Regions from separate parts of the Homo sapiens genome. Here region 2 is linked to region 1. The links are chromatin contacts, found by Hi-C or POLR2A ChIA-PET in ENCODE. All regions are on one chromosome and are shown on one strand. Each heading gives the region's core, a stretch centred on a gene start or an enhancer-like site at or near the end of the contact. The rest is flanking DNA. Distances are from core to core; before and after follow the strand shown.

The links. A loop is a pair of places that touch in the nucleus more often than their neighbours do. ChIA-PET counts read pairs that join two places held with the same protein, here RNA polymerase II (POLR2A). Pooled maps may share reads with other maps.
Region 2: POLR2A ChIA-PET joins it to region 1 with 12 read pairs in Panc1. The contact joins two enhancer-like sites. A Hi-C loop is called at or near these places in 1 of 50 pooled maps. POLR2A ChIA-PET finds 5 or more read pairs at or near these places in 3 of 52 experiments (Panc1, activated CD4-positive, alpha-beta T cell and common myeloid progenitor, CD34-positive).

Annotation. Positions count from the first base shown.
Region 1 is chr7:66,875,677-66,879,295 of GRCh38, reverse strand. It overlaps the pseudogene GTF2IP23. Among named protein-coding and RNA genes, the nearest start is that of LINC02604, 27 kb to the left of the region's middle. Within about 2 kb of position 1,560, at least 2 of the 41 ENCODE cell types and tissues checked have a DNase peak (open chromatin) inside an H3K27ac peak, as active enhancers do.
Region 2 is chr7:66,944,912-66,948,530 of GRCh38, reverse strand. TMEM248 (transmembrane protein 248) reads right to left here. Exons shown (of 7, transcript NM_017994.5): 3 at 3,270-3,555. Among named protein-coding and RNA genes, the nearest start is that of TMEM248, 25 kb to the right of the region's middle. Within about 2 kb of position 1,735, at least 4 of the 41 ENCODE cell types and tissues checked have a DNase peak (open chromatin) inside an H3K27ac peak, as active enhancers do.

The DNA of each region.
Region 1 (3,619 bases), core at 311-2,810:
ATAGCAATAGCATGTCTAAATGTGGGACTACCCATCGGGTATCATGGAACTTAGTATAGAAGTTTATACAACCCTGGGAGCTTTCAGACCTGGTCTCCTAACACGTACATCTAAGTTTTCTAAGGTTCTTGACCAGGCAGTAAGACTGTGAGCCCCCAGGAGTTTACATAGGTTTTCTAGGGTCTTCACACAGCTAACCACAATCGTGGCAACTCCTTCATTTCCTTTTTAAACAAGTGTTTTCCCAATTGTTCCCTTAAAATTGGGCAGTTTAAGTTGGGCACGGTGGCTCACGCCTGTAATCTCAGCACTTTGGGAGGCGGAGGTGGGCAGATTACTTGAGGTCATGAGTTTGAGACCAGACTGACCAACATAGTAAAACCCCGTCTCTACTAAAAAATACAAAAATTAGCTGGGCGTGATGGTGGATGCCTGCAATCCCAGCTGCTCGGGAGGCTGAGGCACGAGAATCCCTTGAACCCAGAAGGCAGATGTTGCAGTGAGCCAAGATTGTGCCACTGTACTCTAGCCTGGGCGACAGAACAAGACTCCATCTGAAAAAAAAAAAAAATTGGGCAGTTTAAAGACTCTGATATAGGAAGTGAGTGTGCACAATGATTAGTGGCAATAAGCTAATAAGCATCATTAACTAGGCTATGGTGGTTTTTTAAAATTGTGATTGGCTGGGCGAGGTGGCTCACGCCTGTAATCTTAGCACTTTGGGAGGCCAAGGCGGGCAGGTCACCTGAGGTCGGGAGTTTAAGAACAGCCTGACCAACATGGAGAAAGCCCGTCTCTAGTAAAAATACAAAATTAGTCAGGTGTGGTGGCACATGCCTGTAATTCCAGCTACTCGGAAGGCTGAGGCAGGAGAATCCTTTGAACCCAGGAGGTGGAGATTGCAGTGAGCCAAGATTGCACCATTTCACCCCAGCCAGGGCAACAAGAGTGAAACTCCATCTCTAAAGAAAAAAAAAATTGATACCCAGCAGACGGTGAGGCATCCATAATGTGACCAGGTGCCAAGGATATCCCTAAGGGTGGAACTACAGTGAAGTCTCCTGAATTTCCTACCTTGGGCCCCTTCCCTGGCCCACCCCCTACCCATATAACCACATACTCACTCTTCTTTCCTAAACACAAATTGAGGGACACTCAAAGCAAAAGCAAGCACTGTACTCACTTCTTAACCGACCCATCCCCTCCTCCATCCCCAACACATAGGAAGAACTTATGTTAGCCTTGAAAATAAGAAACACTTACCATCCCACAGTTATTTTTCCAGGCTGCCTTTTTTAACCACTCACTTGGTAGAAACTGTTATTCTCCAGGCCAGCAGCTATTTGTAAAACTGGTCTGCCTCCCTATTTTCACACCAAAGACACTAATTATTTAGTAGAAAGGGGAGTATTCTAAATCAGACAATTAGCAAATCACCTAGAATTTCCAACCCCTCCACAGAGACACACAAACAAGAGAATTAACCCAATTTGTTGTCTATAATAAACAGGATGTGCTACCCACCACTGAGCCCCAGAGCTTGTTACTAGATGACTAATCCCTAACAGTAATGGCTACAATGGCCCAGTTCCCTATTTTATTGCTGTGTGCAGAAATTTGAAAGGCACTCCTCTCCCACACTCATCTTCCCTTATATACTTTTGCACATCAATCCATTAAGAATCTGAAGTGTAATTTATCTTATTCACTATTATCCTGTTAAGTTGCTCTATAGCTGCCATGGGAGTAATTGCAGTGATCAGTGATTCTGACTTCTTGAGCAAAGGGCCTTAAGTAGGTTTCACTATTAAAATTTCCAAAGGTTTTATTATTGAAATAAACCTGAGAGAGAGCAGTATGCCTCCATGGGGCAGTCATACTAATGATTCTTGAGTTACGAAAAGATGTCAGACTCCGCCCCGTCCGGGAGGTGAGGGGCGCCTCTGCCCGGCCGCCCCTACTGGGAAGTGAGGAGCCCCTCTGCCTGGCCACCACCCCGTCTGGGAGGTGTACCCAACAGCTCATTGAGAACGGGCCATGATGACAATGGCGGTTTTGTGGAATAGAAAGGGGGGAAAGGTGGGGAAAAGATTGAGAAATCGGATGGTTGCCGTGTCTGTGTGGAAGGAGGTAGACATGGGAGACTTTTCATTTTGTTCTGTACTAAGAAAAATTCTTCTGCCTTGGGATCCTGTTGATCTGTGACCTTACCCCCAACCCTGTGCTCTCTGAAACATGTGCTGTATCCACTCAAGGTTGAATGGATTAAGGGCGGTGCAAGATGTGCTTTGTTAAACAGATGCTTGAAGGCAGCATGCTCCTTAAGAGTCATCACCACTCCCTAATCTCAAGTACCCAGGGACACAAACACTGCGGAAGGCCTCAGGGTCCTCTGCCTAGGAAAACCAGAGACCTTTGTTCACTTGTTTATCTGCTGACCTTCCCTCCACTATTGTCCTGTGACCCTGCCAAATCCCCCTCTGTGAGAAACACCCAAGAATGATCAATTAAAAAAAAAAAGAAAAAAAAAATATGTCAGACTCATCATCAATGTTGTGCTTGTGAGTACGAGTAACTGGGAATTTATCAACCAATAAAACTAACTGGGATTCTAAGAATGAAGAATAATAATCTCATTTTAAGTAGCATATGCAGTGCTGTGCAACCCTTTAAAAAGCTGACTTTGGCTGGGCGCGGTGGCTCACACCTATAATCCCAATAGTTTGGGAGGCCAAGGCAGGTGGATCACCTGAGGTCAGGAGATCGAGACTATCCTGGCTAACACGGTGAAACCCTGTCTCTACTAAAAATACAAAAAATTAGCCGGCTATGATGGCACATGACTGTAATCCCAGCTACTCAGGAGGCCGAGGCAGGAGAATCACTAGAACCCAGGAGGCAGAGGTTGCAGTGAGCCGAGATCACGCCACTGCACTCCAGCCTGGGCAGCAAGAGCCAAACTTTCTCTCAAAAAAAAATAAAAATAAAAAAGCTGCCTTTGACCGGGCACAGTGGCTCAGACCTGTAATCCCCAGCATTTTGGGAGGCCAAGGAGGGTGGCTCACCTGAGGTCAGAAGTTCGAGACCATCCTGACCAACATGGCGAAACCTTATCTCTACTAAAAATACAAAAATTAGCCGGGCATGCTGGTGCACGCCTGTAATCCCAGCTACTCAGGAGGCTGAGGTGGGAGAATTGCTTGAACCCAGGAAGCAGAGGTTGCAGTGAGCCGAGATCATGCCACTGCACTCCAGCATGGGCAACAGAGCAAGACTCCGTCTCAAAAAAAAAAAAGCTGCCTTTGCTTACTGAAGTATTGCTTGTAAGAGCAAATACTGGAAACAACTGAAGTGCACATGTATAAGGAACTGATTCAATAAAGTAGGAGGCAGGCATTCACACAATGCAATACTATGCAGCTCTGATTTAAGAATGAGAAAGCTTTCTCTGTACCAACAAGGAAAGATCCCCAAGACATACTGTTAAGGGCAAAACAGTACAGAACAGGTTATATGAGCTACCTTTTGTGTAAAAGAGTATGAGGAGGTAAGAACATACGTTCATATTTGCTTTTATTTACATAAACACTGGACGGATATACAAGGAACTATTAAGAGT
Region 2 (3,619 bases), core at 486-2,985, 69 kb before region 1:
ATCATTTTTTTATAAAGTCAAGAACCACGTACTTGTCATTCTCTGGGATACAAATAAATCCTGAAATCAAACCCACACAGGAATCATCTATCAGCCCAGGCACCTGCCTTTGTGGGATCTGAGGAAGAAGAGCAGTCCTGACCCTGACCATGAGTCCTACTCAACTCAGAGCCACGAAGCAGCGAAGGAAGTGGCCACTTTCCAGTACATGGCCTGGAGATGCCAAACCAGACCTCGGGCAGATCAGAGATGAAAAGCTCGGGCTGGGTGAATTATCCCCAGCATTTCTGCACAGCTGTCTAGCCATTTTCAAACATCTTTTATATGTATTATTTCACTTAAAATTTACTACTCTCCCATGAACATGACTGAAGAAGTGCAGCTGTTCCCCTTTTACATATGAACAAACAGAGGTCAGAGGGTTTCAGAGTTAAGAAAGGCAAGTGATGAAGCTTAAACTAAAACCAACGTATTGCCAGGCACAGTGGTTCACATCTGTAGTCCCAGCACTTTGACTTTAGAAGGCTGAGGCAGGAGGATTGCTTGAGGCCGGGAATTCACGACCAGCCTGAACATGACAGCAAGATTCTGTCTCTACAAAAAAGTTTTAAAAATCAGCCAGGTGTACTGGTGCACACCTGTGGTCCCAGGTACTAGGGAGGATCACTTGAGCCCAGGAGTTTGAGGCTGCAGTGAGCTATGATCACACCACTGCACTCTAGCCTGGCGACAGATCAAGACCCAGTCTCAAAATTAAAATAAAATTTTAAATAAAAATTAAATTAAAATAAAAAATTAAAATATTAAAATAAAATTAAAATTAAAAAATAGCCAAGCGTGGTGGCTCATGCCTGTAATCCCAGCACTTTGGGAGGCTGAGGCGGGCGGATCATTTGAAGTCAGAAGTTCAAGACCAGCCTGGCCAACATGGTAAAATCCTGTCTCCACTAAAAATACAAAATTAGCTGGGCATGGTGTCACGAACCTATAATCCCAGCTACGCGGGAGTCTGAGGCAGAACAGTCGCTTGAACCCGGGAGACAGAGGTTGCAGTGAGCCAAGATTGTGCCACTGCACTCCAACCTGGGCGACAGAGTGAGACTCCATCTCAAAATAACAACAAAAAATCCCGAAGGTGTCCTTATGCCATGCCATAAGCAACAGGTCCACTTGCTACATGGAAAACCCAGAAGTCACCCATACCTTGATTATTATGGGAATATTCTCACCTCTAACAGCCAATAGGAGGCTGGTGGGCACTTAAATTCCTTGAAGGACTTTTTATTTGTTTCTTGTTTTTTTTTTTTTTTTTTTTTGAGACAGGGTCTCACTCTATTGCCCAGGCTGGAGTACAGTGGTACAATCTTAGCTCACTGTAGCCTCGACCTCCCAGGTTCAAGCAATCCTCCCACCTCAGCCTCACAAGTAGCTGGGACTACAGGTGCACGCCACAACACCTGGTTAATTTTTTTAATTTTTTCATAAAGACAGGTGTTTGCTATGTGCCCAGGCTGGGCTTCAACACCTGAGCTCAAGCAATCTTCCTGCCTCAGCCTCTCAATGTGCTGGGATTACAGGCATGAGCCACTGCATCTAGCCTAAGCAATTTTTAAAAAGCCTTTTGGTAACCAAAGAACAAAAGGTTATTCTTCCAAGGCCCAGGTGTCCCATATGAAGCCTTTCCTGATTATTCCAGCTTCCACTGCCTTCTAGCCCTTCTCCTGCAACACTTACAGTCTGTCATGGGTTTAGTACTGGTCAAAGGGCAGTGCTCCACATTTTATAAGTATGTATTTTTTCATATCCCTTATCAAGCACTTACGTAGCATTTCCTTTGTGGCAGGAACTATTGTAAGTGCTTGATAAACATTAACTCACGTTTATCTTTGTCTCTTCCATAACCCCAAAATTCCAAAAGGAAGAGACCAAATGTTAGGCCTTTTTTTTTTTTGAGGTGAAGTCTCACTCTGTTGCCTAGACTGGAGTGCAGTGGCATGATCTTGGCTCACTGCAGCCTCCGCCTCCAGGGTTCAAGTGATTCTCCCACCTCAGCCTCCAGAGTGGCTGGGATCACGGGCGCCTGCCACCACGCCTGGCTAATTTTTTTGCATTTTTAGTAGAGATGGGGTTTCACCATGTTGGCCAGACTGGTCTTGAACTCCTGACCTCAAGTGATCCACCCACCTCGGCCTCCCAAAGTGCTGGGATTACAGGCGTGAGCCACTGCGCACGGGCCCATCTTAGGCATTGTCTTTTCTTTTCTTTTTTTGAGATGGAGTCTCGCTCTGTCGCCCAGGCTGGAGTGCAGTGGTGCAATCTCGGCTCACCGCAACCTCCACGTCTTGGGTTCAAACAATTCTCCTGCCTCAGCCTCCTGAGTAGCTGGGACTACAAGTGCGCACCACCATGCCTGCATGCCCAGCTGACTTCTTTTTTTTTTTTTTTGGAGAGAGAGTCTCCCTCTGTCGCCCAGGCTGGAGCACAGTGGCATGAATCTCAGCTCACTGCAACCTCTGCCTCCTGGGTTCAAGCTATTCTCCTGCCTCAGCCACCCGAGTAGCTGGGACTACAGGTGCCTGCCACCACGCCCGGCTAATTTTTGTATTTTTAGTAGAGACGGGGTTTTGCCATATTGGCCAGGCTGGTCTCAAACTCTTGACCTTGTGATCTGCCCACCTTGGCCTCCCAAAGTGCTCGGATTACAGGCGTGAGCCACCGCGCCCGGCCAATTTTTTGTATTTTAGTAGTGATGGGGTTTCACCATGTTGCCCACGCTGGTCTCAAACTCCCGAGCTCAGGCAATCCACCCACCTCGGCCTCCCAAAGTGCTGGGATTACATGCATGAGCTACTGCACCCAGCCATCTTAGTCATTTTCTAGTTCTTCCCAGCAGCTTAGCACAGTGCCAGACTAACAATGGCCATTAAAAAATATGTAAACTAATAGCAATAGAAGATGTGTAGTAAGTAATGAAAACTCCAACAGGACAAGCCTGAATTAAAATTACATGTTTGTAAATATTAGACAGGCCTTAACAGTTTTCTCACAGTTTCTCATTCCTACAGGCTTTTGAGAAACTACTTCTAGCCAGGTACTTTACCATGTAACGATGGAACAGAAATGGTTCATGTAGTTCAAACTCAACAAAAAAAAGACACGCGCAAGACTACAATCTAGTACAATATAGTCAGTAAAAACATACACGGTGCATCCTCTTTTTGTAACAGTGGTTGCCTAAGGAGCCTGAGTGGAGAGTGGCTACTGCATACCTGAAAGTCCAATCTGATGCCCTAAGATGGTTGAGTACAGATGGGTGACGTTGCGGGAATACCCTCCGAAGGGTTTCAGTGGGTCCAGGGTTAGGGTGATTGAGACTGAGATATTCACCGGGCCCGAGTCCTCCAGGGCCTGGGGGGACTGGGTGGAAGCTCGGGCCTGCCCGCTGGTCATTGTACTTTCCGGAGTTGTGGTGTCGTTTGTGAGATGCTTGAGGGTTTCATTCTCTGATACACACAAGTCCAAATCATTGAACCGTAGCAGAAAAGTATTCCAATCCTTTGGGAAAGTGAAAGAAAGAGAAATGGGTGTTAAGCAGCGCCTGTCTCCCACTGCGGGAATA